Regions from separate parts of the Homo sapiens genome. Here region 2 is linked to region 1. The links are chromatin loops, found by intact Hi-C in ENCODE. Cell type or tissue: B cell. All regions are shown on one strand.

Region 1 (4,000 bases):
AGCTTGGTCTGTCTCAGTCCTCATATTCTTCAATTCCTGCCAAGCCGACCAAGTCAGCTTCTTGCTTCAAAATGCAATGGCTAGCAGCTGCTGGCCTTTGCCATGTCTCAGGTCCTTGGCTGTTGCCTCCATCCTTTTCTGTTTCTGTACATTCATCCTTCTAATTCCCTTTTCTGTTTGCATCTCACACACTGATCCCTCTCAAGCCTAGCCAGCCCTCTTGCCCTGGCCTAGCTTGTCCTCTTCCACAACCATGTCCACAACCATTTCTACATCCACATCCTTTCACAAATCCAGTCTCTCTTTCTACCATGGCAGCAGCCAACAAATCAGCCTTTTTCTTAGCTTTGGCATTGCCTGTTCCTTGGTTTCCTCCTCTCAATTAACAAACACCATGGTAGCCACTTGAATAAGCTGGGTGATATTCATACCTTCAAACCCTTCCAACTTCTGAAGCTTTCATCTGATACCACCTTGTGCCTGGCCCACAAATGCCCTGTTAATCATGCACTGGTTCCCTACAGCCTCTAGGTCAAATGGAGTGTGAAGGCAGTATGCTTCACAGAGCCTTTCATAAAATTTACTATGACTGTCATCAGCCTTCTGGTGAACCTCTGAGACCTTTCCCATATTCATTGTCTTTTTTCCTCCTGCCTTTATTCCGTTAAGGAGTGCCTTTCAATACCATTGCAGGTTTTGTAACCCTTCTGCCTGGTTTTGTCTCCGGTGCATACTGCTTGACATTGTTTGTGCCTTCTGGTTCATTGCTTTCTAACAACTGGAGGGCCACTTGTGCCACTCTACGACATTCCTCCATATTGAATAATGCTAAAAGAAGTTGTTGACAATCAGGCCAGGTAGGGTTATGAGTCAGAAAGATGGACCACATCAAGTCTGTAAGGGCCTGGGGCTTCTCCGTATAGGAGGGTGTATTCTGTTTCCAGTTTAGGTCAGTGGTGGAGAAAGGCTAGTAAACAAAAAGACCCTGCCCTCCTCGGATTTGACCTTGTTCATCATGATAAATATAACCTTGTGTCTCCCCGAGAGGCATCTGCAAAGCTTGGATGCAGCCTGATCTCATTATCCTGAGGTTCTTCCTTAGTCTTTACAGACAGGGGCTCTAACTCTTCCCTGCCAGGTGAAACCTTAAATCACTCTCCTCTGAGCTTTATTCCTCTAGGACCACTTGTTTGGCATCCTGCCTTAGCCTTGCCAGAGATGGATATATTGGGACATAGAGAGGTGGAATTTTCCTCTCCTCAGGTCGGGCTTGCAAAACAGGCTTTTTCTGTTCTCCTCGTGGCTTTTTCTTTTTTTCTACAGTCTCTTTGGACACTTTTACTGTGTGTAATTTGGCACAGGTTACCAAGGTATTACAGTAGTTTTCAAAACAGACTTGCAGATACTTGGGGCGATTTTCAATGACCCTCAGCCAGGAGTCAACGTATGGGAACTGATCGGGGTGCCCAGATTGTTCTCCGGTTCCAGTTACTACCCTAAACACACGGCCAATTATCTCCCTATCTATTGTTCCTTCAGTCGGCCACCTGACATTAAAAAAAGGCCAATCCATTTCACAGAGAGTTCTCAATCTCTGAGAGTCAATTTAACTTCATTAATCTCCATTAAAACCTTTCTTGAAATTTTTCAACATATACTCCAATGCAGTAGCCTTCGAAGCATTTCCTTCCATCTCCAGCCTTGAGAGGCGCATTTGCTGTCACTTTCACTCCTGGACTGACCAGACGGGGTCCTATTACGGGAAGTCTGGGGGTTGCTTAGCCAGGAGAATACCTTAATCCTGTCACAGCCAGCTGCAGCCGTGAAGCAGCTCCTATTGGCTGTATGCAATGCCCTAGATCTGGCTCGTCCCACACTCGCTTTGGAACACACAGTCTGTGCTAAGAGATCTGTGTCTCCCCACGTCACATCCCGAGTTGGCCTCTGCTCAGACCGTCTCTTTCACATACTTTCACACACCTCCCCATTTCCCGTACTGGCCTTTAGTTAAAGCAGCGAGCCCCCGCCACTTTCAGTTTCCTTGAATCTCCTCTGTTCTCTCTCTTTCTTTAGTTAAAGCTGCGAGCCCCTCTTGCCACTTTCATTTCCTTTTTCCGACCGACCTATAAGCCTCTCTCGCATTCGATGTCGGTTGGAGCATGAGTTTCATCTGAATCAAGGGGCCTCTCTTGTTGTCCCCAGTCCCTCTGGGTCGGACTAGTTGTCTCACCCTGGGAGGTGATCACGCTCCCTGGGGACGGGTCCTGCCTTAAGGCTCAGACCCTTACTGCAGTTCATATGTCTGCACAGAGCTCCTGACACTGTCCAGCAATCTCCTTTGCCGGTTCTGTTGCGCTGTCAGGAAGGGCACCAGGACAGAGGAGGACCAATTCCCTTATGGGCTGAAGTCCTCCCGTGGTGCCGAGGGGTTCAGGTCTCCCCTCTTCTGGGGCCTCAGTCCCACAGGCAAAGGATACAGAAATCTGCTGTCTCCAGTTCCCAGGTTTTGGTACCAGATGAAGTGGGATTTAAAGAATCAGAGAGACCGGACAGAGTGCAGAAAAGTGCTTAAGGTGTACACCGGCCCAGCAGACATGTGTCCTAAAGACTGAGCCCAGACAAAGAAAATGAGTTAATTTTGGTCTTCTATATATAACTTCTTAAAATAGAAGTGTACATTTTTGAAATACATTTTGTTTTCTCATGTTTTGATTTAATGCCATAAATTTACCTGTCAGCACTGCTTTTACCTTCATCTGATCTGAAGTATTGTATTTTCATGTTTATCCAGCTCAGTGTATTGTTTTATTTTCCTTGACAATTTTTTTTAAATCCTCTCGTTATTAAAGGATTCTTGTTTGACCCAAGGATTATCTTCCCAGTGTATGGAGATTCTCCTGTTTTTTTCTTTGTCTTACTGATTTCTACTTTAGTTGTATTGTGGTTGGGAAACACACTGGATTATTGTAAGTCTTTTATGTCTGTTGAGTTTTCTTTTATGGCACAGGAACCCTGAAAGCAATGTGTATTTGGCATTGGGTGGAACGTTCCATTAATGTTGATTCAATTCTTTTGGTTGATGGTGTTGCTGAGTCCTCTTCTTTGTTGGTTTTCTTTCAAGTTGTTCTGTAAATTGAGAAAGGATGTTGTCCTTTCCAACTGTAATTGTAGATTTGTCTTTTTCTTTTATATTTTTAGGTTTTACTTCACATATTTTCAGTTCTGTTTCTTGCTGCATGGACAGTACAGATTGTGGTTTCTTCTCGGTTACTAGTTTCATTTATCATTATATAATATCTTTTACATCATTGAAAATTTTCTTTTCTCTAGTCTACTTTATCTGGTGAATATGTCTATCCACTCCTGCTTTCTTCTAATGTCTGCATGATACATTTTTCTTTTTTACTTTTGAACTTTTCATCCTGTCTCTACTTTTATGTGAAAGTGAGTTTCTTATAGATAGTATACGTGTGGGGCATGTTTTAAAATTCACACTGCTAATCTCCATATTTTTGTTGTATTTACACTATTTAGAATAGTTTACTTTTTTTTGTTTGTTTTTTTTGTTGTTGTTGTTGTTGTTTTTTTTTTTTTTTTTTTTTTTTTTTGAGACGGAGTCTCGCTCTGTCGCCCAGGCTGGAGTGCAGTGGCATGATCTTGGCTCACTGCAAACTCCACCTTCTGAGTTAAAATGATTTTCTTCCCTCAGCCTCCTGAGTAGCTGGGACTACAGGTGCATGCCACCACGCCTGGTGGTGCATTTTTTTTTTTTTTGTATTTTTAGTAGAGACAGAGTTTCACCGTGTTAGCCAGGATGGTCTCGATCTCCTGACCTCGTGATCCTCTCACCTCAGCCTCCCAGAGTGCTGGGATTACAGGCATGAGCGAACCATCGCACCCAGCCTACATTTAATGTTAATTTTTGATATGTTCATTAGCTCTTCATTTTCTGTTTGCTGGTTTTATTTTGTTTTCTTTTCTCTTGAGTTTTTTTTTTTTT
Region 2 (4,000 bases), 72 kb before region 1:
CCTACAGTTGCTTTAATGTTTAGGCACTGCCCAACAAGAGTCCCGAGTTGGAAAGTAAATGAAAAAGAGAGAGATTCCCCTGTATGGAGCAGAAAGGAAAGAGAAAAATGAATCCCAAACTTTGGGTCTAGCTTTTCCTGAATTTTCTCCAGGCTGGCTCACCTAAATATGTTATTGGTGGAGGTTGTCCAGGTTCTTGGCATCTTGAACAAAGAACTGGATAAAATGCACAAACGAAGCAAGGAAGGAATGAAGGGATTTATTGAAAATGAAGGTGCACTCTACAGTGTGTGAGCAGGCCTAAGCACAGGAGCTCAAAGGCCCTGTTACAGAATTTTTGGGAGTTGAAGAGTTTAAATAGTCCCTAGAGTATTCTATTGGTTACTTGGTGTATGCTCTATGTAAATGGAAAGGATGAGGTATAGATACAAAGTCATTTACTCGGCATACGGCCTATGGAGAGGAAATTTCCTGTCATAGCTGAAGTGTGAATTGGCCTTATGTTTCCTGTCTCCAGATCCTATTTTTCTGCCTCAAAAGGAGAACATATATTTGAGGCTAGGCAGATCTTAGGTGTCAGGGTGCTGTGACTCCATTTTCCTCTGCTCATTGCCTTCCTCCTCTCCGTTGTTGAGAAGCTTTCATAGCTTCCTTTCCTCGGCACTCCAGATTCCAGCAGTCTGAGGGCCAACAAAAGACAGTCCCATTTGTCACAGTGGTTTCTAGGCATTAAAAAGACAGGTCAGGGGTGGTGGCTTACATTTGTAATCCCCATACTTTGAGAGGCCAAGGTGGGAGGATAGCTTTCAGGAGGAAGGGGGTATGGAAGCGTCTTGTCCAATCAGTCACCATTGCCCACTCCATGGCCAGAATCAGGGCCAAGAGTGGCTGAGGAGGTGATGTGGCTAGTTCCTTTTTTTTTTTTTTTGAGACAGAGTCTTGCTCTGTTGCCCAGGCTGGAGTGCAGTGGTGTGGTCTTGGCTCACTGCAAGCTCCATGCAGCTAGTTCCTTACATAGGTTGTATTGTTTTCCTTATTTCGAATATTGTCTTATAATCAGAAATCATTTGGGGTGATGTTTCATTTAGTTATTCTTCAGCTGAAATATGAGCTTTTCAATTCTTCAATTCTTCCTTGTTTCCGAGGTCTTCAAGTTTAGATCACTTTGCAGGGACACGGATGAAGCTGGAAACCATCATTCTCAGCAAACTAACACAAGAACAGAAAACCAAACACTGCATGTTATCACTCATAAACAGGAGTTGAACAATGAGAGCACATGGATACAGGGAGGGGAACACAATGGGGCGTGTCAGGGAGTTGGGGGCTAGGGGAGGGATAGCACTAGCAGAAATACCTAAAGCAAATGACGGGTTGATGGGTGCTGCAAACCACCGTGGCATATATATACCTCTGTAACAAACCTGCACATTCTGCACATGTACCCCGGAACTTAAAGTATTAAAAAAAAAGTTTGCGTATGTACCAGACACTACCACAAGGCACATTGAGTTTCAGGTGATTTGTATATTTGACATGCTTCACAAGTAAAGAACTTCCTCCTATATTTTTAAACACGTGTGGAAAGTTTTTTGTGGTAGATGGAAATCACAGAATCAAAAACAAAACAAAACAAAAGAACATGAATCAGAACGAAATAATGTTGTTAACTATTTTATTAAATCCCCTGGACAGATGGACTTGGAATCCAGGCCTAAATGGTGTGGGCATCTCATTTGGGCTCGGCTTCTGAAGTGTTACCCTCCCATATAATGGATGGTCATTTGCAGAGATTTTGCACACTTGCCATAGCACCTGGGCAGGCCTTCTCCAGTAGAGCACTCAGTATTTGGGGCTGCGTGATTCTCTGTAGTGGGGCCATCCTGGGCACTGCAGGGTGTTGAGCCTCATCCCCGGGCTCCACTCACCAGATGCCAGGACCACACATCCTCTCTTAGTTGCGACAACCAATAGTGTCTCCAGACATTGCATAATATCCCCCAAGGAGGCACAGTCACACCCCTGTTGAGAATCACTGCATCAGGGATAACACATTTTGTCAAGAATAAATGGCCTTTTTGTCCTGAATGCCGCAGCTGGGTTTGATACTCAGAACAGCGGTCACACCTAGTTCTTAACAACAGTTCGCCATGTTCTTCGCCGTTTGCCCACCATGGAATCATTCACCCCAGGCTCCCCGGCTCCGGGTCCCTGTTGCTTCCGCCGCGGCCCCCTGGCTGCTGAGAGCCAGCTGTTTATGCTCCACTTCCCGGAGCCCTTCCTGCCCAGAAAGTAGAGACTGTTCCCAGAACGCTCACCCGCGAGAGTTGATGGCTGTCCCTTGGGTTGCTTCCCCTGGATGGTGGTGTTCGACAGCCGACCCATAGAGTCCCTGTCCCTGACAGACGCCGTGACTCCTGACGTGGTGCAGACGCAGCAGCAGAAGTTCGGAGAGAAGCTCTCTCAGCAACAAGCCAGTGCAGCAGCCGCAGAGGCAGCAGCCATGGCAAAGGTGGCAACCATGACACCAGATGCCCTTTCCCAGCAAAATCCACCAAAGAATGGAGAGGCAACAGTAAATGGGGAAGAGAAAGGAGCACATGCAATCAGTGAGTGTGCAGGCTCTTGAAGTTCGTTGGGCTTCTCTGTGTTGATTCTTTTCTTCTAAATCTCGGCCAATCCGAATGCCTTCTTAAAGTCTGCTATCAGCGTCTTCGAAACTGCTCTCTAGTGTTTGCTTAAGATCAAGCCGGAAAAGCTTCCCCTTCCATTTTTTCAATCACAACCCTTCAACCTGCCCCTCTTTATTCTCATCTTCAACTTTAGGAAATCGCGTGCACTGCTAATCTGGGAACACTCCTATAACGCATGGTTATTGCCCATCATAAACAAAAGGGTTTAATTCGTGGACACGTTTGGTCTCAGCCTCTCGCCTTCCATGTTGAGTGTTTTTGGCCAAATTGTGGTATAATCGTTGAGCTCACGGTTTCTGCCGACTGCACTGGGCCCCAAACACTGGACATCAGGTTATTTAGTCTTTGCAAAATCCGAGAACATCATTCCCTGTTAGGTGATTGCCAGAGAGTACATGGCAAGTCAGTCAGTGAGTCTGAACTTCTATCCAGAGAACCTGCTCCACTTGTACATACTACTCCTCTATAAACCTGTAGAGATGCCACTTCAGCATGTATGTAAGTTCAGAGCATGCATATGTTCCATGCATGGTGCACTCGTGTGTGTGTGCACGTGCGTGCAGGCACGTTTGTGCACCAGCAAACAGATTTTTTTTTTTTGAGACAGTTTCACTCTTGTTGCCCAGGTTGGAGTGCAATGGCATGATCTCGGCTCACAGCAATCTCCACCTGCCAGGTTCAAGCGATTCTCCTGCCTCAGCCTCCCAAGTAGCTGGGATTACAGGCCTGTGCCACCACACTCAGCTAATTTTGTATTTTTTATTAGAGATGGGGTTTCTCCATGTTGATCAGGCTGGCCTCGAACTCCTGACCTTAGGTGATCCACCTGCCTCAGCCTCCCAAATTGCTAAGATTGCAGGCCTGAGCCACTGTGCCCGGTAAGGCCTGAGATCAAAGTGAGGGCAGAGATGGTTTTTTTCTTAGGTCTCTCTCCTTGGCTTGTAGATGCTGTCTTCTCCCCGTTTCCACACATGGTCGTACCTCTGTAGGTGTCTGTGTCCTAATCCCCTCTTTTCATGAGAACAGCAGTCGCGTTGGGTTAGGGTCGACTGTAGTGACCTCATTTTACACTGCTTAACCTTTGTGAAGTCCCTGTCTCCAAATATAGCCTTATTCTGAGATCCTAGAAATTGGGGCTTCAAGATACAAATTTTATGGGGACACAGTTTAACCCATAACAGTCGCGATAGGTAATGTGAAAACATGTGGAGTGCCACTCACACTATTTATGCAGAAACAGCTGGTGGCTAGATTTCATCCATGAGCTATAATTTGCTGGCCTCAATTACAAAGAGTAAATAATTGTT

Evidence for each region. A loop is a pair of places that touch in the nucleus more often than their neighbours do. Peaks named below come from ENCODE experiments on the same cell type or tissue, not always from the same donor. Only the 100,000 strongest peaks of a DNase experiment are listed, where the experiment ranks them.
Region 2: it touches region 1 in a loop (8-fold over the local background); 1 of 110 quality-filtered maps calls a loop at or near these places.

What each region holds. Positions count from the first base shown.
Region 1 is chrY:20,796,542-20,800,541 of GRCh38, forward strand. No RefSeq gene overlaps it. Among named protein-coding and RNA genes, the nearest start is that of RPS4Y2, 42 kb to the left of the region's middle. In B cell, no CTCF peak of the experiment used is centred here; DNase peaks (open chromatin) are centred at 2,070 and 3,140.
Region 2 is chrY:20,724,889-20,728,888 of GRCh38, forward strand. It overlaps the pseudogene TBL1YP1. Among named protein-coding and RNA genes, the nearest start is that of RPS4Y2, 29 kb to the right of the region's middle. In B cell, no CTCF peak of the experiment used is centred here; a DNase peak (open chromatin) is centred at 1,513.